Linked DNA regions of Mus musculus: region 1 is linked to region 2. The links are chromatin loops, found by intact Hi-C in ENCODE. Cell type or tissue: left cerebral cortex. All regions are shown on one strand. Links, peaks and the distances in the headings refer to the core of each region. The heading gives the core; the rest is flanking DNA.

Region 1 (10,922 bases), core at 1,827-9,826, 160 kb after region 2:
AGAAATGGACGACGTTCCTGAAGGCTCGGTTGGTGTGCTCAGCCCCTGACTGGAAGGTCTACTTCAACCAGCTGAAGGCGGTGCACACCCTGCGGGGCGCCTCTTGGCACAACACCACCTTCTTCGGGGTTTTTCAAGCGCGATGGTAAGCGGCTATGGGGTAGCTGGGGGTAGGGAGGAGCAGGTGGTCAGGTAGGGATAGTGTGTGGGTGTGAGGGCCCCCGCACAGGCGTCTGGAGGAAGTCCAGCGGGTCAGTGCCTGGCAGCCAAGATGACTTTGCGCCTGCTCTTTCTAAAGCTGGGTGGGGGAAGGTGAGCAGAAAGCTGCCTGGGGTGACACCTCAGGGCTACCTCATGGTCGTGACTGCTCCATACTAAGCTTTGCCCTTCCTACTTTTTCCTCTGTTCCCTGGTATGGTGGGAGCAAGTAGGCACCCAACCTGACTTCCAAGGTCCTTCTTTAACAGGGGCGATATGGACCTGTCTGCAGTTTGTGAGTACCAGTTGGAACAGATCCAGCAAGTGTTTGAGGGTCCCTACAAGGAGTACAGTGAGCAAGCCCAGAAGTGGGCCCGCTATACTGACCCGGTACCCAGCCCTCGGCCTGGTTCGGTGAGTTTTCGGCTTGGGGATGTATTCCCAACATCGGCTCCAGGACCCACTTATTCGCCAGCTGACTGACAGCCGCCCTCCCCACGCCCCTCCCCGACACAGTGTATCAACAACTGGCACCGAGACAATGGCTACACCAGTTCCCTGGAACTGCCGGACAACACCCTCAACTTCATCAAGAAGCACCCCCTGATGGAGGACCAGGTGAAGCCTCGGTTGGGCCGCCCCCTACTTGTGAAGAAGAACACTAACTTCACACACGTGGTGGCCGACAGGGTCCCAGGGCTTGATGGTGCCACCTATACAGTGTTGTTCATTGGTACAGGTAGGCGCTTCAGGTGTGCCCAAGGCTGGGAACCTGGGGAGGCCCCATAGCCTGATTCCTCATTTGCATATTCCCATCACCTCTCCAGGAGATGGCTGGCTGCTGAAGGCTGTGAGCCTGGGGCCCTGGATCCACATGGTGGAGGAACTGCAGGTGTTTGACCAGGAGCCAGTGGAAAGTCTGGTGCTGTCTCAGAGCAAGGTAGTAAGACTGGGCCACACGCACCTCCCTCTCTGTTCTCTGCTCCATTGTCTATCTGGCGCCCAGGCTCTATGCCATCCATAGTTGGGCTCATGTAGCTCTCGAGTTCCCAGAAGTAAGAGATCTAAGGTGGCCAGAACCTGTCCTCTGAAGGTTCTCTTATAGAGCCAGTCCCTGTGGGGCCCCCATTCCCAGAATCCAGCCTTGGCAAACTCCTTCCAAGTGGGGCTGCAGCTCTATCTGCAGTCTCTTCTCGGTCAAGATGTTTTGGTACCCAAGCAACAGAGACATCCGATTTCTTTGAGTCCCTAGTGGGTGTCTGAGCCAGGCCCTCAGTCTCCGGGCTCATTTAAGTGTTCACGTTTTTTCTTTTCTTTCTTTCTTTCTTTTTTTAACACCTTTATGCAAAACTCATATTCGCATCACCCTCTGGATTCTGATTTGCTTGCCCTTTACCAGCTACTATGACTCAAAGTTGCTCCCTACAACGCTGAATAATGAGATGGCAGCAAGGGAATTGTGGGGCTGAGCAAGCATGCAGATTGGCAGTCACCATTCAAACAGAGGAACCCCACCTTCCATAGGCACTGCTGTCACTGTGCTGGCTCCGGGGGCCGGGGGAAACTGAGTTTCCTGGCCCGAGTGTGAGCAAGTGAGCGTACGCCTCAGCCTCACGGGTCTGCCGTCCGTCCCTGTCTAAGAAGGTCATGTCTGTAAAGTGATTAGGATTTTGATGGCTTGTCGTAAGCCCTCATCAAAATTGTTCCTCTGGCCTGGATTTTTCTTCCGCTGCCTTTTTCTTCCTTGGGGGACCTAGTATGTTTATGCTCTCTGAACAAATCTCAGCCATCACCCCGAGGCGTGGTGTGGCTTACCCTGTGCTTTGTTTTACTGTAGAAGGTGCTCTTTGCTGGCTCCCGCTCTCAGCTGGTTCAGCTGTCTCTGGCCGACTGCACAAAGTACCGTTTCTGTGTAGACTGTGTCCTGGCCAGGGACCCTTACTGTGCCTGGAATGTCAACACCAGCCGCTGTGTGGCCACCACCAGTGGTCGCTCGGGGTGAGTCAGTCGTCTCTGAGTGCCAGGGCCAGGAGGGGGAGGCTAAGGTGATTGGAGTTGGATCTCTGATGCCACTTCTCTTCCCTACCAGGTCCTTTCTGGTCCAACATGTGGCGAACTTGGACACTTCAAAGATGTGTAACCAGTATGGCATTAAAAAAGGTGAGCTGTTTTCCTTTTGTTCCCTCATTTTGAGGATGGGCCCCTGGATCACAGCCAGAGTTAGTTTATCACCTCTCACTGTGGGACCTGGGGTTCCTGCATTAACACTGGGTTCTCTCTCATTTCTGCCTCTGCAGTCAGATCTATTCCCAAGAACATCACCGTTGTGTCAGGCACAGACCTGGTCCTACCCTGCCACCTCTCGTCCAATTTGGCCCATGCCCACTGGACCTTCGGAAGCCAGGACCTGCCTGCAGAACAACCTGGCTCCTTTCTTTATGACACGGGACTCCAGGCGCTGGTGGTGATGGCCGCACAGTCCCGTCACTCTGGACCCTATCGTTGCTATTCAGAGGAGCAGGGGACAAGACTGGCTGCAGAAAGCTACCTTGTTGCTGTCGTGGCCGGCTCGTCGGTGACACTGGAGGCACGGGCTCCCTTGGAAAACCTGGGGCTCGTGTGGCTCGCTGTGGTGGCCCTGGGGGCTGTGTGCCTGGTGCTGCTGCTGCTGGTCCTATCGCTCCGCCGGCGACTTCGAGAAGAGCTAGAAAAGGGTGCCAAGGCATCTGAGAGGACACTGGTGTACCCCTTGGAACTGCCCAAGGAGCCTGCCAGTCCCCCCTTCCGTCCTGGCCCCGAAACTGATGAGAAACTTTGGGATCCTGTCGGGTACTACTATTCGGATGGCTCTCTCAAGATTGTGCCTGGTCACGCCCGGTGCCAGCCTGGGGGTGGGCCCCCTTCCCCACCTCCTGGCATACCTGGCCAGCCTCTGCCTTCTCCAACTCGGCTCCACCTAGGAGGTGGTCGGAACTCAAATGCCAATGGTTATGTGCGTTTACAGTTGGGCGGAGAGGACCGAGGAGGATCTGGGCACCCACTGCCTGAGCTCGCGGATGAATTACGACGGAAACTACAACAGCGCCAGCCGCTGCCTGACTCCAACCCAGAGGAGTCTTCAGTATGAGGGGACCCCCCCACCTCATTGGCGGGGGGGGGTCTCATGGGAGGTGCACTCTTAACTTTTGCACAGGCACCAGCTACCTCAGGGACATGGCAGGGGCACTTGCTCTGCCTGGGACAGACACTGCCCAGCATTTGCCCGGCCGTGAGGACCTGCTCAGCATGGGCACTGCCACTTGGTGTGGCTCACCAGGACTTCAGCCTCACAGGAGACACACCCTCCTCTGTGAATTTGAGACATGTGGGACCCCAGCAGCCAAAACTTTGCAAGGAAGAGGTTTCAAGATGTGGGCGTGTTTGTGCATATATGTGTTGGTATGCATGTGGAAGAATGTGTGTGTGTGTGTGTGTGTGTTGTAACTTTCCTGTCTCTATCACGTCTTCCCTTGGCCTGGGGTCCTCCTGGTTGAGTCTTTGGAGCTATGAAGGGGAAGGGGGTCATAGCACTTTGCTTCTCCTACCCCCAGCTGTCCCAAGCTTTGGGGCAGTGATGTACATACGGGGAAGGGAAGGACAGGGTGTTGTACCCCTTTTGGGGGAGTGCGGGACTCGGGGGTGGGCCTAGCCCTGCTCCTAGGGCTGTGAATGTTTTCAGGGCGGGGGTTGGGGGTGGAGATGGAACCTCCTGCTTCAGGGGGAGGGGTGGGCAGGGCCTCCCACTTGCCCTCCGGGTTCGGTGGTATTTTATATTTGCGCTCTTCTGACAGGGCTGGGAAGGGTTGTTGGGGGAGGGAAGGGAGGAGGTGGGCATGCTATGGATACTGGCCTATCCTCTCCCTGCTCTGGGAAAAGGGCTAACAGTGTAACTTATTGTGTCCCCACATATTTATTTGTTGTAAATATTTGAGTATTTTTATATTGACAAATAAAATGGAGAAAATGAAATTTAACCCTGCCACACAGATATTTTGACTCAAACCCACTTATTGACCTAAGAGGGACTCATCCTTTGGTCTGGGCCATCATGGTCTTAATGCCTGTCCGTGCATCTCTGGAGGGGCCAGCTGAGACTCAAGTGTTTTCCCACAGTGATGCCTATGGGACTGGGAGCCAGAGCAGGGCTACTCTGCTTGGGAGCTGGACTTGGCCTGGTGCCACAGGGAAACAAGGCAGAGCGTTCGGGAAGAGGAGGAGAAGGAGACGGTCTTCCCAGAACTATAGGGAGGGTGAGCAGGGAGTCAGGGGCTGAAGGAGAGGCTTCTCAAGTTGTGTGGACAGTGTCTTTATAAAGATGGAGATTAGGACAAGCTCCGTGGGAGGGGAAGAATGCTAGTCTCGAATGTCCTATCTGGGTAGGGATAGTCCCCTATTGCCACCCAGTCAGTATCAAGCCCTTGTCTTAGTGAGGGAGTGGTGTAGGCCCAGATGTTCCTGGGAAAAACAACAGGCCCAGCCTGGATTCATTTCTGAGCGCCCTTAATGAGAGCTGCCTGCCAATCGGATTTCGAGAAGGAAAATAGGAAGGAGGAAAAAAAAAAGACATTTTAAGATTTTGTGTTGTGCTAAATTTGATGCTGTTGTTGGCTGCAATTTGGACACACCTGGTTTAGATCAATCTAACCGGTACATAGGAACAGAGACCACAGTGAGCTCTCTGCCCACCCTTAGCTGCCACCCCACCCCCCACCCCCCATACACTTGGATGACCCTTGAGCAGGCTGCTGTTTCCCTGAGTGTGGGTCAGAAGAGGCTGGGAAATACTTGAGTGTGTTTCCCTTAGCTCAGTTGTCTGCCCAGTGGGTGTTGGCAACCAGCGCCCACTGAGTGGGCAGAGGCTTAAGCACAAAGGTGGTCTACCAGGTCCTTGCCCTCAGGCCACCTGCTTCCTGATGGATTGCTAAAGAACGAGGGTCAGAGTGTTAGTAGCTTTCTGGCGGGTCACTGATCTGACCATGGATGGCCTACAGCTCAAGTGATGCTTGGGAGATGAGAGAGGGACTATGGGCCGCGTCTAGAGTCCTTGTGCCCTGGGGAACCTGCGAGGCCTCGGTTCTGGCGAATGCGACATAAACACTACCAGACAGGCCAAGCTGCCTGGTCCCCTCACCCTACAAGGCGAGGCTGCACGAACTGTCCTGCCTCCTCCCGGGGAGCTCAACGGATTCCCGAGCCTTTGCTCTTCCTTGTGCTTAGTTAGCCTTGGGCGCCCTCCCGTGGTAGCAAAGCAGCAAGGCTCAGTCTATCCAGCCACACCTCACCACTTTCATTGGTTGCTAAGCTAAGGTCTAAATGCAGGATTGGTTGGCCTGGGGCGAGGAGGCGGGACTCGAAGGTCAACTACGGACGTCGAGTGGTCAACCTGGGACGGAGGGGTGGGCATTTCGTAGGAGCGCTTGGCTGCAGTCCCGGCCGCCGGGATGGCGGCGCCGCACCTTTGCGCGGATGGCTCCTGCTGCTCTCACCCTAGTGCGGTGCCCGGGGTACAGCAGACGCTGGAGGAGATGGACTTCGACAGGGGTGAGAGGGGTGAGGCGGCCGCGTTGCCGGCGGCGGGCAATCTCCAGCCCCATCTCCGGGAACGTGGACTGAAGGAGGCCTCGAACCGTGTTTGGAGCTTCCGGGCCTGGTGCAGGAAGGCTGGCTTCAAAGCGTGGCAGGAAGCCCCTCGACTACTCCGTCTCGAGTGCGGACGGGTAAATTGAGGCATTGGTTTCTGAACTGGGTCTGGAGACCAACCCAGCTAGGAGACAGCCTGGTCAGGTGACAGAGGAGCTAGGGAAAGAATCTGCAGTTGGTGGTTCGTATCCACCGGGGAGGTCAGGGCAGCTGGCCCTTGCTGCTCTCGGGTGTGAGTGTACAAGTTTTAGCAATGACAGTGATCTCGAAAGATTTACTGTGGAGCGCAGGGGTGTGACTGTTTTGTCCAAAATCATACAGAGATTTTGCTATTAGCAGTGGTCCCTGTTCTTCTGTGCCGGTTACCATGTTATCCCCAGGAACAGGTAGTTTGTGCAGTTGTAGCAAGGTTGTCATCAGTGTAGGGCTGATGATACGGAACACTTGATGGTTACCATAGGAATGGCTTCCTAGCGGGCGGCGTTTCTCTACACCTCTGCTACCCCCATCTTTTGGACTAGGGACATAATAGGACTCCCCGCTTCCTCCTCTTGAAGTGTTTTCTCCGCTGTACCTTTAGAAAATAACAAATGAGATGATTACATTTACGCTTTTTTTAATTTAAAGACTATTTATGTGCATTTAGCTCCTGGAGGCCAGAATAGGGCTTCAGATTCCCTGGAATTGGCAGTTACAGATGTGACCAGCTGAGAAACAACCCTGGTCCTTTGCAGAGCAGCCAGAGCGCTCTCTCTCTCTCTCTCTCTCTCTTTTTTTTTTTTTTTTTTGAGACAGGGCTTCTCTGTATAGCCCTGGCTGTCCTGGAACTCACTTTGTAGACCAGGCTGGCCTCGAACTCAAAAATCCGCCTGCCTCTGCCTCCTGAGTGCTGGGATTAAAGGCGTGCGCCACCACCGGCCTGGTGCAGACAGAACTCTTAACTGAGCCGCCTCTCCAGCGCCTCCTATTGCGTTTAGTTCCCCAAGCCAGACTGACTGTTGTGTTTCTGTACCTCTTTATGGTTCTCACCCTTGCAGCCATCACCCTTATGTTTCTAAAATATGCAAGCCCTCTGTCCGATGACATGGTCTGTTTTGTTTGTTAGTCCGCTTCAGGCTGACTGAGGCTTTCCCGCCAGCATTCAGTTCTATGGCACTTCTTCAGGGACCCCCCTTCCTTAGAGAGTCCTCAACCTGGGGACAATTATGCCCAGTTTAGGTCTAGAGATATTTTTGTGTGTCACAGCTAATCTGACCCGCACAGGTTGGCTCCCCACAACAGACATGATCTGCCTCAAAATGTCAGCCCTTCCTGTGTGGAGGAAGAAACCTTGTGGTATTCAAAGCCCTGGCATTTCCACTCTGGTTACCCTGTTACCTTAATGCTTTGCTCTCTTTGTAGCAGTTTGGACTGACTCAAAGGCTGAGACGGGAAGGTCACAGTTCAAGGCCAGTTCAAGGCAGAGCATGTTAGACACTTTGTCTCAGAAATTGTTTGTTATCACCTGCTGCAATTTTATCAGCTTATTCTTTTATTTATTTTTCACATGTGATAAAGATACCTATTATGTGAATTTTTTTTTTCTGTAAAGCATGGGGTTTATTTATTTATTTTTTTAGTTTTGAATTAAATCTGTTTTGGTGACTTTCTTTGTGTATGTATGTGTGCTATGTTTTGTTTTGTTGGTCCATCTCTCCCCACCCCACAACCACAGGGTCTCACTATATAACTCTGGCTGTCCTGGAACTCATTTTGTAGATCAAGCTGGCCTCGAACTCACAAAGTGCCATCTGTTTCTGCTTCCCTGGTGCTGGGATGAAGGTGTGCACCATTACTGCCTGGCCCTAGCAACTAACTACTCTTGACTACTGAGCCATCTCTTTGATTACATCTTTGATTACATATATATATACATATACATATATATATATATCACAAGTAAAAAATATACAGTATATATAATTATATATATACAAATTATACAGCCATCTCTTTGATTACAGATATATATGTGTATGTGTGTGTATATATATCACAAGTAAAAAAATAAACAAAAATATAATTATTTATATATACAAATTATATATGCACACACATGTTTAACGTATATGACTGTTTTGCCTGTATGTATGCACTATGCATATGCCTGGACAGGAGATTGGATCCCCTGAAGCTGGAGTTACAGATGGTTGTGAGCCACCTTATGGGTGCTAGGAATCAAACCCAGGTCTTCTGAAGAATGAGTTTCATCAGAGCAACAGTTCCTGAACCAGCTCCTCTCCGGCTCTCCAGCTCTGGTTGTTGTTGTTTTGATTTTTTTTTTTTTTTTAGATTTTTTTAAAAAATTTATTTATTATATCTAAGTACACTGTAGCTGTCTTCAGACGCATCAGAAGAGGGCATCAGATCTCATTATGGATGTTTGGGAGCCACCATGAGGTTGCGGGATTTGAACTCAGGACCTTAGGAAGAGCAGTCAGTGCTCTTAACCATTGAGCCATCTCTCCAGCCCCCTTGTTTTGATTTTTTGAGACAGGGTCTCACTGTGTAGCTCTGGCTGTCCTGGCACTCATTCTGTAGACCAAGCTGTCCCTGAACACAGAGATCTGCCGGCCTCTGTCTTTACAGGCCTCTGGCATTACAGGCGTGTGCTACCATGCTCACATCATGGTTATCTTTATTTCTGTATAATTCTCATCTCTTCAACCAGTATCTTTCCCATTTGTGGGAGCAGAAGAAACCCTGAGTGAATGTGTGTTACCGACATGAGCAGGACATGCTAAGGACCAGAGCCTCAGACCTATAGGGAAATGGCACCTGCACACACACTCACACACCACACACACACCAACACCAGGGGTGGGTCCAGGCTCAGAGGGGCAGTAAATCCTTCCTCTGGTCCATGTGCAGATGTTGACAATATGTGTAGAAAATGCCCACCATTTCTCCCCCTGAGTGTTTTTTACCTGAAGGCTGCTCCCCTGCAGAGACCGCTCCTACTGAGATTAGCTACAGCTGCCTCCTTGTTCATCTGTTTGTAATAACCCCACCTCCTTGTTCATCTGTATACAACCCCACCTCCCTCTTCGGCTGTATTTCCATAACCTCACCTCCTTGTTCGTCTGTCTATAATAACCCCGCCTCCTGTTCGGCTGTCTGTAACTACTCTGCCTCTTTGATACAATGACCTTGATTATCTGTTCAACTGTTTCTAATAACCATGCTAAGCTTTTGGGATACTGTAGATTTCCTTCAGAGTCCACCAGTCCCAGCTTCCCCACTTCTCTGTGTGTCTGGGCTCCAAGTTCCTGGGGCCATGCAAGGACATGGTGCCCGTTTCCGCCACTTCCATCTTGCGTACCTCTCTGAAATTCCTTTTGGAAGTATGTTGGTCTGTGTTCTCTCCCCTGTTTTCTTGTCTCTTTTACCCGTGCTTTGTGCTGCATTGTGTGCAAAGCCTAAGCTACTAGTTAATTCTCTCACCCACTGGGTTTGTAGCATTGGTTGACCTATTTGTGATCATTTCATTTCAATAACTGTACTCAGTTTGTGATTAGGACATGTTGGGTGTCAGGGTATGAGCTCTGATGTCAGAGGGCACTTGCCAGAGTCAGTTGTGCCCTTCCACTGTGTAGGTGGAGTGGATTGAACTCCGTTAGTCAGGCTTGGCTCTTTACCTGCTGAGCCGCTGTTCCTTGATCAGCTGTTTTGAGACATGGTTTCTCTGTATAGCCCTGGCTGTGGTGGAATTCACTGTGTAGACCAGGCTGGCCTCGAACTCAGAGATCCACCTGCCTCTGCCTCTCTGCCTCTGCCGGGATTCAAGGCGTGCACTGCCACCCCTGCAGCTGCCCCTACCGCCCGCTGCCCCTGCCGCCGCTAGCACCAGCTGCCCGGGCAGCAGCAACTATCCCTTTTATGATAGCTCCAGATTACAACAGTCTTAGCATGGGTTTCTGACCTGCTTCCTGGGGGTAATATAGATACAGCATTCCAAGCTTTACCTTACAGATGTTGAAACTTCAGTCAAAAGGTAGAAGAAATGCTTTAAAGAAATGGGAATTAAAAGAAACAAATATCACCATGCAACACTGCTCAGCGCTTTGACTGTCTTTCTGCAGGAATCTGGTCGGCTGCCCTGAATGGAGACCTGGGCCGTGTGAAGTATTTCATCCAGAAGGCCACAGACCCTAGCCAGCCAGATTCTGCCGGCTACACCGCACTGGTGAGCTCTGGGAAAAGGCCTTAACTCCGTCCGGGCTGCTGCTCTCCCTTTATTTCCAGCCAAACTCTTGTCTCTCTGTGCCTCTGTCTCTCTCCCCCCAGCCCCCGTGAGTGCGTGTGTGCGTGCCTGTGTATGCATGTGTATGTATGCGTGCCACCATGTGAGGTCTGGGCCTAGAACTTAAGCCCTCAGACTTGGTGGTAAGTACTTTCACCGAATGGGTCATCTCCCTGGTTCACTGGTTTGGTTTGGTTTTTGGTGGTGGTGGTGGTGGTGGTGGTTTTGGTTTTGGTAAGGGTTCACCCTCCTGGGTACTGAGAATCTGTATTAACGTATGCCACCTCGCCTAGCTTTAAAGTTTATTGTTTTGTCTCTTGAAATAGGCTCTCACAGAACCAAGGTTAGCTTTGAACTATCTGTGTATAAAGGGTGACCTTGATCCCCCTGCCTCCTCTGAAGGGCTAGGATTCCAGACACAAGCCCGTGCCACCGTGACTGATAAACACCCTCCCCCCACCCTCCCCACCTACGCTGAATCCTTAGACACCCTCTTTTCCCTTTCAACTTTGGTCCCATCCTGAGCAGCTGGGTATTTTAATTAGTGGAAGGGCACAGTGTTTCCTCCCTGGCTCTCGGCATCCCAGTGCCCTGCCACCTGCCAGGACTCTGCCATCTGACTGCAGTCTCTGATCCCTGCAGCACTACGCCAGCCGCAACGGGCACTATGCTGTTTGCCAGTTTCTGCTGGAAAGTGGAGCGAAGTGTGACGCCCAGACCCACGGGGGCGCCACGGCTTTGCACCGGGCCAGCTACTGTGGGC
Region 2 (10,922 bases), core at 926-8,925:
GGAATGTGTCAACAGGATACACGGAATGAAACTCAACTGTGGCCACTGGAGCTAGAGCCACCAGGTGTACTGTATTGGTCAACATAGCACATTAACAGGAGGGACAGGAGAGGTTGTCCTGTGGTGGTAAAGGGCTTGCTTGGCACATATGAGGCCCTGAGGTGGAACCTTAGCACCAAGAAAACAAGAAGGGATTGCATTAGTGAAGTGTTCTCACTATAGGTTAGCTCTGGAAGGGCCAGAGATTAAAGATCTGGTCACCAGCCCATGAAGACAATAGACTCTTTAGGAGGCAGGAGTGGTGACTGGAAGATCACCAGAAATGGGCTGTTTCAGGCATTTGGTGGTCTGAATAAGAATGGCCACCATGGGCTCATTATATGTGAATGCCTAGTCATCAGGGAGTGGCACTGCTTGAGAAGGACTGAAGAGGTGTGGCCTAGTTGGGGAAAGTGTGTCACTGGGGGGGGGGGGGGTGAAGCTTTGAGGTTTCAAAAGCCCAAGCCAGGCCCAGTCTCTCTGCTCTTCCTGATGCCTACAGATCCATAAGTAGAACACCCAGCTACTTTTCAGCACCATGTCTGCCTGTGTGCTGCCATGCTTCCCACCATGATAATGCACTAAACCTCTGACACTGCAAGCAAGCCTTAGTGAAGTGCTTTCTTTAAAATAAGAATTGATCTGGTTGTGGTGTCTCTTCACAGCACTAGAACAGTAACCAAACAAGGGAATAGTGGGACCCTGCCCCATCTTGCTTTTTGGCCGTCATAAGGGGAACAGTTTGCTCTGCCAAGCAGCCCTACTCCACCATGGTGCTTTGTCTTGCTGACTTCATGTACTGAAACCTCTGAAACAAGGAGTCAAAGTAAACCAAAGTAGACCAGGCTGGCCTCGAACTCAGAGAACTGCCTGCCTCTGCCTCCCTAGTGCTGGAACTAAAGGCATGTGCCACAACTGCCTGGCTGAGAATAATTTTTAATAGGAGCAATATTTACAATAGTAGAGTAATCTTAGTCTACTTGAATCATAATTACAGAATACTAGTTTGTGTTTTAATTAGAAACTAGTGTTTAACAAGACCATCTCTACAAGCAATGAACGGTCACTGGGAGAGAGACTCAGCCTTCCCCGGGTCAAGCTCCTGATAAGCTATCTAGTCCCAAGAGGTCAGCCCTAAATACACTGAGCAACACTAAATTATCTCACTAAATAACTGTACTTAGACACACAGACATCAATTATAGTCAAAGAATAATAGGCTATGAACTTCGGGAGTGGGAGGAAATGACAGGGTTTAAGGAAAGAGAGGAAAGGAGAGTGATATAAATATAATACTCATATATGAAATTATCAAAAAATAAAATTAAAAAAGTTTTTAAAGAAAACTACTTTTAAAAATTCTATTTCTGGCCAGGCGTGGTGGCGCAAGCCTTTAATCCCAGCCCTTGGGAGGCAGAGGCAGGTGGATTTCTGAGTTCGAGGCCAGCCTGGTCTACAGAGTGAGTTCCAGGACAGCCAGGGCTATACAGAGAAACCCTGTCTCTAAAAACAAAAACAAAAAAAAATAATAAATAAAAATAAAAAAAATAAAAATTCTATTTCCAATATATCTGTATATGTGGATTTTTGAATATTCATATTTAAATGTAAATATAAAATTTAATGCAGTAATACTTATTTTAAATATAATGCATGCTAAATGATTTTGATAGGCTATTCACGTTAATGAAACAATACACTCCACAAGCATTTACTAGCTGTTCCTCTAATACTCTCCCTTTTATCATATAAAGTAAATTTTAAATGTGTATTTATCTATGCGTGTGGATGCCCTTGGAGACCAGACAATGTGGGGGTCCCCTAAAACTGAAGTTACATACAAATTGTTGTAAGGGGCTCCACCTAGGTACAGCATATTCCTCATATCTGAGCTATATCTCCAGCCTTCATATGAAGTGTGTTTGGGTTTTTTGTTTGTTTGTTGTTTTTTGAGAAAAATTTTAAAAAGATTTATTGTATGTATATAAGTATACTGTCTTCATGCACACCAGAAAAGAGTATGTATTTCATGTCACAGTGCATATGTGGCGGACAGAGGCAGACTTAGAGGAGTCATTTCTCACCCTCCACCATGTGGCACTCAAGGATTGAACTGTCAGACTTGGCGGCATGCACCACTGCACACCAAGCCATCTTGTTGGCCCAACTCTTGGCCACTACACCTAGGTTAAAAAAAACTTTTACACAAGTTGCCTAGGACAAGAGTAGGAGTCAGCAAACTTGTCCTGTTGAGAGGTAAATAGAAAATACTCTAGTGTCTGTGAGCTACAAACTTCTCTACAGTATACTCTTCTTCATAGTCAATGCTACAATCCATTAAAAATGCAAGCACCAAGCTGGGCGTGGTGGCGCACGCCTTTAATCTCAGCACTTAGGAGGCAGAGGCAGGTGGATTTCTGAGTTCGAGGCCAACCTGATCTACAAAGTGAGTTCCAGGACAGCCAGGGCTATACAGAGAAACCCTGTCTCAAAAAACCAAAAAAAAAAAAAAAAAAAGGAATGCAAGCACCATTGGAAAGACTAGTCAATGAAATTGAAAGCTAGTGTTTTGAGGAAATGCTGTGACCCTCTAATACAGCTCCTCCTGTGTGGTAACTCCCCAACCATAAGACTATTTTCATTGCTACTTCATAACAGTAATTTTTGCCACTGTTGTAAATCATAACTTGAATCCCTATCTTCCAATGGTCTTAGGGGATCCCCAAGAGGTTGCCACCCACAGATTGAGAACTGCTGCTCCCCTGCTCTAGCCTGCCTGATCAGGGTTAAAAGGGGGGGGGCATCCCAGGTGTCCAGTGAGAAGGGAAACATCTCTGTAGACACTGAAAGAAAACCCTGGATACATTATGGACAACTTTTTGCCCATTACATTTGCCCAAAGCTGACAAATTCCATGACATACAAAGTAACAAAACAATGTAACTCAAGAAGATACAGCAAGACCGCAAGTGTAGCTAGTTGGTAGAGAACTTATCTAGGTGCAGGTTCTGTGTTCAGCACACCAAAGGAGGAGGAAGAAGAGGAAGAGGAGGATGGAAAGGGGAAGCTGCCACCACCACCAGAACCAGTCTACATCTCTTTTTTAAAAACTTAATTTGTATATTATAAATATACACACTTTCTTCCCACAAAGAAAACTCAAGATCTAGGTAACTTCATGAGTGAACGCTATCAAACAGTTAAGAGATATGACCTCTCTTAAGATGATTTTCTCTGATGTTTTGCCCAACAACATAAAACTGACGCCACAAGTTTATGTGTTATTGGCTAATGGACCAGTGAAACAGAATAAAAGGTAGACAGAAACTATCAACTATTGACATAGGCACCAAGGCAATTTGAAAAAAATTTCTCTCTCTCATTATAAATTTATATAAATATAAATTATATATATATATATATATATATATATATATATATATATATATATATATATAATTTTTTGAGGCAGGATTCCACTATGTAGCCTCTGTCAACCTCTGGAACTCCGATATTGGCCTGCCTCTGCCTCCCTGTTACCAGGAATGACATGATCACACCCAGTTTCTCTTTGCCAACCCCCCACTTTTTTTTGTACATTATTTATTTTGTTTGCGAATGTGTGTGTGTGGCTGTACATATTCCATGGTGCACTTGTAGCAATCAGAATTGTGGAAGCCGGTTCTCTTTTACCATATGGGTCTCTGGGATCAAACCCCAGGTAGACAGCCTTAGTGATAAATGCCCCGATGCTTACTTGATACATGTATAAAAACTAACTCAAATTAAACATAGGTCTAAATGTAAATCTATGATACTTCTAAAATAAAATACAATTATTCACCTAGCGTTTGAATCTTATTAAATCCAAAACTGTTGCTTGGTATGGTAGTACATGCCTGTAATTCCAGCATTTGTGAGGCGGGAGAATCACAAGTTGAAGGCTAGCCTTGGTTTCACAGAGATCCTACCTCTAAAAACCAAAAAAGATGAATAAATCTAACTAAACTAACTCTCCCGTTGAAATAATCAGAGCTGACATCCTAAGAAGAGGAATGCTCACAGATGTCTCATCAAAAGAAAGACCTTCCAGTAGGTGAACTCAAAAGACTTCCTGATTTCAATAGACCTACCACCTCCTTTTTAATTCTTGCCCCCTTTAAGAACCCAGCCATGACATCATCTTACGGCCGCGCAGCCTACCTTGGCAACGCCTGGCTGTTCTTCCGGAAAGCTTCAATTGGTTAGCCGGCTCCAAGAGGCCCCTCCCACTTCCCCCAGCAACCCTCCCCGGCGCCGGCCGTCAATCAGGTCATTTGGCATCTGTGATTGGCCACGGGGCCGCGTTCGCGTAGGCAGCGCACTGGGGGAGGGGAGCGGCGCGGTGTCTGGAGTCGCATCCGTCCAGGTCTCCCCGCGAACCTTGTAGCCCGCCGGTCCTCCTGCAGCCCGCCTGCTGGGCAGGGCCGGCTCGGCCGGGCCATGGAGTCCTACGACATCATCGCTAACCAGCCCGTGGTCATCGACAATGTGAGGCCGGGCAGCGGGGGGTGGGGGAAGGACTGTGACCCGCCGCGGGGTCGCAGGCGGCGTGCGGTGGCCCACGCTGGTGGGGCCAGGGGTGGGCCTCGGGAGCACCTCCCTCGGAGTCCAGGATGTGCGGTACAGCTGATCACAGTCAGGCGGTCCTTAATGCTCTAGGCCGGTGAACGCGTCTGTCTGGGGTGGGATCGCTGGGCAAGTTAAGACCCCTGGCCCTTTGCTTGGTGGTAAGCTCTGGCCGCCTGATGGAGGTCGGCTGACATTTGACTTCTTGCACACTGCTGGCTTTATCTCTTGAAGGGCCTGGTGATCTTTACAACACTTCCCAAGGGGCTGCACCCAGAAGCAAACACTGCACGTTAATTTCCACCAGCCACCACCTGGTGGCCTCTTTGCCGCTTTAACTAACCCCCTCACTCTAAATGATCTTTTCGGAGAGTGTAGCCACTTTCCCCAGGACGGAGCAGTTTGGGGTAGTAGTTTGCAAGCCTGAAAGAAAAGAGGTCCTGCTTCCCGGGGCGTTGTCTTCCAGCCTGGGTTGTGCTTACCTTCAGTGGCCCTAGGAGCTGTCTATCCTTAGAGGCCTTGACGTGGCTGGGGTTTTCTCTAGCTGTGCCCAGAGCTGATGTGTAGGCCTTGGAGCTTTTGACGGTGACACACTTCTCTTTCTGGGAACTGACTCCTTCCCACGTGAGCCCCTGATGGCATCTTTGTGGCTGCCTTTTTTTGGAGCACCCATGTGGGCTCCCTTAAATCATAACTTGTTTATCAGAGAGGCTAGTCCTGGACTTTGGGGGTGTGCTTGGGGCAGGCTACAGTGTACATCAGGCTACCTACCTGTTTGGTGGCCAACAAGCTAATGAGCTCAGAGGCACCTGCCTGGCTGAGTTTGGGCTTGGAGCCTCTCGCTTGTTACTTGGATATGTTATTTTGGCCCTAATAGAGACTGGTAGGCAAAGGGTGTGAGTAGGTGACTCATTTACTAAGTGGAAGGTGTGTCCAGTTCATGTTGAAAGCCTAGGTCCAGCTTCCAGCAGGGACAGGGACTGCCTCTCCTCTTACTACCCAAGAAAGGTACTTGGAGACCACCAAGTGGTTCCCCTCCATGGACCCAGTATGTGGTCTCTGTCTGCTGGTGAAGACAAGGGTTCTTGAATAGAGTAAGGCTGAGGCGTAGCATCTAGCTATCTTTAAAGTGTAGCTGATTTCCTCTCCCTACAGGTACTAGCCAGAGCATTCACAGAGGAGATCTGTGGTCTCTCTTCACGGATGCCCATCTGGGGCCAGTCATTGCTGATAACCTCCACCCAACAGATGCCCCTAACAGTTCTCATCTCCCCCTTGGGTCCCCAGGACAGAAAATGCAGCCTCACACCTAGTTTTGATGTGCTAGTGCTTGCAAGTGATCTCCTTCTCTAGGTCAGGTCTCTGGCTTCCTCCCTGTCCAGCCTTGGTAGAACTGCCAGCTCTCTCCACTTGGGGACCCTGACTGCATCTTGAGTCGTTGGCAGGAGCTAAAACATTGCTTTTCCTTGCAGGGTTCAGGGGTGATCAAGGCTGGCTTTGCAGGAGACCAGATTCCTAAGTACTGTTTCCCAAACTAGTAAGTGTCACCTGTCACCTGGGGGGCGGAGGGCAGCAAGCTCCCCAGCCCCTTATTTGCTTTTGGGAAGAATGCGTCCCCTGTGGTGTTACAGCTTCCCTCTTGGAAGGCAAGTCCCTCCTCTACCTGGAAGAGGAAACACCAGATTGGTGGAGGTGACCCTGAGAGTAACTGCTGGGTCTCAGAGTCTCTTGCCTTTGTTTCTGGCTCAGCCTGTTAGGAGCAGCATCCAGCATTGCCCTGGGGATGGGGTGTGGTAAAGGCGGGAGCAGGAATAAGAGGAACCTCTCTCCAGGGAAAGAGCTAAACTCCCACAGAGAGTTGGGGGGGGGGTGTACACAGCTACCCCTTCCTCCCTGGAAAGTTTTTTTTTTTTCAGATTATTGTGGAGTTTGGGTGAACCCCTAGCCTCCAGAAAACTAAGCATACATTCTAAGCAATGCCCCCGCCAGCCCCCAGAAATGTTTTCATCAAGGTTCAGTTATGTATAGCATCTAGGAACTGTTCCTGCCCAGCCCTTTCCACACACCCCAGGGAGTGCCAATGGTAACAGGGTGGTTCTGTCCCAAAGATCGAGGATTGCCTGGGTCCTACCTGCCCACTGGGAAGGTTCCCCTTGAAGCACCTCTCAGAGCTTGAAGGATCTGTCAGTGGCCTGCAGATCAGAGCTGGAAACCTAGAGTGGCTTTAAGAGCTACAGCCAGCCTGGACTCACAGAGGGCTTCAGCTTTCCATCCCAAACTCCGGGTGGGTGTCAGGGAAGGCTGTTGGCAGTCTGTGGGGAATGTGGGTCACAATTTAGAATGGTAACTCATCACATATGTGCTTGCCAAGAACTGATCTCTATTCTGGAAGCCCTGGCAGTGGAAGAGTGGCCACTGTGGGAGGGATACACCAGAAAGCCTCAGAGTTCTAGGGCTGTCTTCCATCCATCAGCAGACAAGAGGGTGGGTGGGCTTAGTCAGTGTGGCTATAGAAGTGTGGCCTTGCTAGAGCCAGGCTAAGACGGGATCCTGACATTCACACTTAGCCCTCCCTGGGGAGAGGCTCGTTCCTTCAGACCCCAAAGTGCTTGTGCTTCTAAGAGCCAGGCTGCTTTCCCACTCCCCATAGGTCTAGGCTCTGAGCCACTTCCCAGTGCTTAGCATGGCCACCCTCTAGAGCTCTGCAGTTGGACTCCAGTTTTCCTGGACACAGGTTCAGCCATGCACCTGCCCAACTCACTGACCTTCTGTGACCTTGCAGTGTCGGACGGCCAAAGCACATGCGGGTTATGGCTGGAGCCCTGGAGGGGGACCTGTTCATTGGACCGAAAGCAGAGGTAACTGTCCCTAAGTTGAGTTTGTCAGTCATAGATCTAGCTGGTGATCAGAGCAACCTGTTCCTTTCTGTGCCTTCTTGGGCCTCTTACCTTCAGTTCAGTGTGTGTGTGTTTGTGTGTGTGTGTGTGTGTGTGTGTGTAGAGGCAACCCCCCTTCTGTACGATGCCAATGAACCAACGTTCCTGAGGAACTCGTGGTTTGACTCCGTGTCCGCTTTCAGAAACTGGAAACTATAGGAGAAAGAACTGATTAAGGTCACAGCACTTGGGAGGGGTGGAGACAGGAAGACCAGAAGCTCAAAGTCTTCTTCAGCCACCCCCAAAAGTGAGTTAAGAATTAGAATCACCTAGGTTTTATGGACCTGATACCTGCTCTGAGGAAGGCCGGGGCCATTTCTTATTCTGGCTAGGATGGCCTACCTGGGGACTGCACATTGAATCAGACTCTGAGGGTGCCAGTATAGGGTGTGGGGGAAGTGTCAGCCAAGCACAGGCAGGTGCCAGGTAGGCACCTGGGGAATAAGGCACCTGGGAAGGGGAGGCCTGAATAGAAGGGCACACGAGAGGCTGTGGGAGATGAAAGCCAGCCACTGTTGTATGAGAAGCAAAGTGTCTCCTAGACAGACAGGCGAGGGCAGGTGGGGAGTTGGGCCAAGAGGTCAGAGCTCCAGCTGTACTCTGGAGGAATGATGGGCTCAGGTGGCCTGGGGGGACAGTGCAGACAGAGCATGGGCTACTGTGCTGCAGATGGATGCTGGACAGTGTATAATGAGATGCTGGAGAGAGCCTAGGCAGTGAGCGAGGAACGTGTGTATGGAAAGAAGAGGGACTGGGGCGGGCATATTTCAAGAATTCTTCCCCTGAGTAGATGTAAACAGTGGTTCTTTCTAAGGCCCCAGTGAGAAACCAGACTAGGATTCCACCAGAGTTCATCCTGGGGAACCAGAGACTTTACTGACAGAGCATGGGTGAGAGATTAGTGTGGGATCCAGGGAAACCCACGGCAGCCTTAACTCTCCAGTAGCCTTCCCCAGACTGTACACCACCACTTCTCAAGACCTTGAGACCATATGCAGGTAGGGTAGAGCTCCCTGCCAATGGCTGGGAGGTCCAATGACCCTTCCCACAACCTCTCCTAAGGGAACCTCAGCAGGGCTGTTCAAACGGATTCTGGCAAGCAGGTCTAGCTGACCTGAGGAAAATGGCTCCTCTTTTGCTTGGAGTATTGCATTCTATAATGCTGCACCTCTTCTTCCAGCTCTTAAAGGCTTTACACACACACACACACACACACACACACACACACACACACACACGCTCCCTTCAGCAGTGTTCCCCGGGCCTTAGAGGGGGTGACGCGTATCTGGCTATTCAGCAGGGTACCAAGCCCTCATCTTAACCATCTCTCCATGTCTATAGACTTGTTGTTATCCTTCTCAGAAACAAGTAAGAAAAGGGGAGAAAGAGGAAACATAAAGACATCCAGTGGAAGCTAACAGCAGAAAGAACCTAAGGGTGTAAACACAGATAGTTGGAAGGCACCTTAGCCAGGAGCATCACATTTGTTTAATGACCATGGTTGTTTCCTGGTTAGGGTCTATAACTTTCCCCATCCAGGGAGCATTTCTGTCTGAGCTCACAGTAGAGGATGAAGTTCCCATCTGTGGAGCCGGCCATGTAAGTCTAATCAGAAAGTTGGTTGTACCTATAACGGCCAATATCTCACTAACGGCCACTTCATGGTGCAGCATGCAAGGGCTGCCACCAGGTAGGGCTTTGGGCCATAATTCTCCCGGCAGCTTCCATAGCACCCTCCAGGGCTGTAAAAGCTAACCAGTGGCAAGGGAATGTCTTACAGCCAGCTGATCTCATGCTGGCATTTCCTCGATTGAGGTCCCCTGCTTTCAAATAACTCTAGCTTGTTTCAAGAAGATAAAAGACTTGCCAGCACAGTGCATATCATCTGTGCTCCACCCAACCATAAAGCCCCTGAGAATTCCATAGTTGTACTAGACTCCCGAGCACCCTGTGAACCAACTTTCTTCCCATCTGTGCCCCTTCTAGATGCACTGGTAAGTCTTCCACGTGGGCTTCCAAACCTACAAAGCACGCAGGCTAGCATTATGTCTTCTTTATACTTAAACCCTTTACCGGGGATGCTCAGGACGTCAAAGCAAGAGCCTAGGTCCCCATCCAATAGTGCTGTGAAGTGAAGATAACCTTGAATGCACAGTCCATTCCAGGCAGTTTCCGTTCTCAGAAATCCAAGCAGAGGAGACACTAACATAAAACATCAGCGCAGCACAGCATCAAGAGATCCCACCTGTTTGTACCAGTCATCCGGCTTCCTCATCCTTGGGGAATTTTCATAGGTCCTTGATGCATTTTCCTGTTGTTGATGAATTCAGTGTGGCTCAGATGGCACAAGCTGACCAGACCTAAGGCCAGGGGAACAGATTTCTTATGCCTGTCCACCTCTCAGGGCTGCAGCTTCTTGACTTGAGATTGATACATCCTTGGCACTACAGTAGCACTACAGCCAGGCAGTGCCTCTCTGTTTGCCACACTAGGCTGCTAAAAGGACTTGAGAGCACACTGAGAGGGAGGTTGCCTAACTCTGGCCAACCAGAGTTAATTCTTTTCACCTGTACTGTTCTAGCCCATTTCCATCACCTGAGACTCGTTGTCTTTGGTATTCTTGGGGGCTACCAAGAACCAAGGAACACCTGCTCCCAGCACCTACCCAAGCCTAAATAGTCTTGGGTTTTTTTTAAGGGGTGGAGGATGGTGTTGAAACAGGGTCTTTCTCTGTAACCCTGACTCTCCTGGAACTGGCTCTGTAGACCAGGCTGGCTTCAAACACACAGGGATTGACCAGTCTCTGCCTTCTGAGTGGTGGGATTAAAGGTGTGTGCCACCATGCCTGGCTCATATAATTGGAGAGCCAATAAATTCATACTTCAGCAAGGGGCTTCCTGTCCTCTAGACAAGACAGGATGGCATTTATCTGGTCCACACCTACAGGTATCCCTGGCTACCTCATTAGCAAAGTGGCTGTTATGATCTCTACCCCCTCCCAAAAGCTACCTCCACCAGCAGCTGGCATAATGAGCCATGAACACCACTGAAGCTCCATCCCTATCCCTGTCCCAAGGACCCTGCTGAGTCATTTTCCTTCTAAGCCCCCATAAACACCATCCTGTCTTGTCCAGCGACTGGAGTGCTAAACACCACCTCTCAGTTCTTTGCCCCATTCTTGTTAACGCAGTGCTTCCCACTGGTGCCAGAACCTGGGCCTCAGCAAGGTCACTACAGCAAACAGATCTTAACCCAGATCTGAGTTGTGTGCTTCTCGGTCCCCTTCCTATAACAAAAATTAAGCCAACACCACTCTCCTTTTTTCCACGTTTCTGTCTA

The links. A loop is a pair of places that touch in the nucleus more often than their neighbours do. Peaks named below come from ENCODE experiments on the same cell type or tissue, not always from the same donor. Only the 100,000 strongest peaks of a DNase experiment are listed, where the experiment ranks them.
Region 1: it touches region 2 in a loop (5-fold over the local background); 3 of 42 quality-filtered maps call a loop at or near these places.

Annotation. Positions count from the first base shown.
Region 1 is chr1:36,541,942-36,552,863 of GRCm38, reverse strand. It overlaps Ankrd39 (ankyrin repeat domain 39), which reads left to right and starts at 5,612. Exons shown (of 4, transcript NM_026241.4): 1 at 5,612-5,778; 2 at 9,999-10,102; 3 at 10,802-10,922. The coding sequence starts at 5,679. Sema4c (sema domain, immunoglobulin domain (Ig), transmembrane domain (TM) and short cytoplasmic domain, (semaphorin) 4C) reads left to right here. Exons shown (of 15, transcript NM_001126047.3): 9 at 1-145; 10 at 468-612; 11 at 715-937; 12 at 1,026-1,138; 13 at 2,036-2,196; 14 at 2,288-2,358; 15 at 2,496-4,225. The coding sequence ends at 3,325. In left cerebral cortex, for the core only: CTCF peaks have their summits at 5,477 (motif pointing left) and 6,827; DNase peaks (open chromatin) are centred at 4,460, 4,666, 5,537 and 6,841; H3K4me3 peaks cover 1,040 bases; H3K27ac peaks cover 1,555 bases.
Region 2 is chr1:36,703,453-36,714,374 of GRCm38, reverse strand. It overlaps Actr1b (ARP1 actin-related protein 1B, centractin beta), which reads left to right and starts at 4,450. Exons shown (of 11, transcript NM_146107.2): 1 at 4,450-4,569; 2 at 6,120-6,184; 3 at 7,430-7,505. The coding sequence starts at 4,522. It overlaps Gm33533 (a long non-coding RNA gene), which reads left to right. Exons shown (of 7, transcript XR_865346.3): 7 at 1-1,527. In left cerebral cortex, for the core only: CTCF peaks have their summits at 4,955 (motif pointing left) and 6,067; DNase peaks (open chromatin) are centred at 4,337, 4,990, 5,209 and 7,014; H3K4me3 peaks cover 3,246 bases; H3K27ac peaks cover 3,240 bases.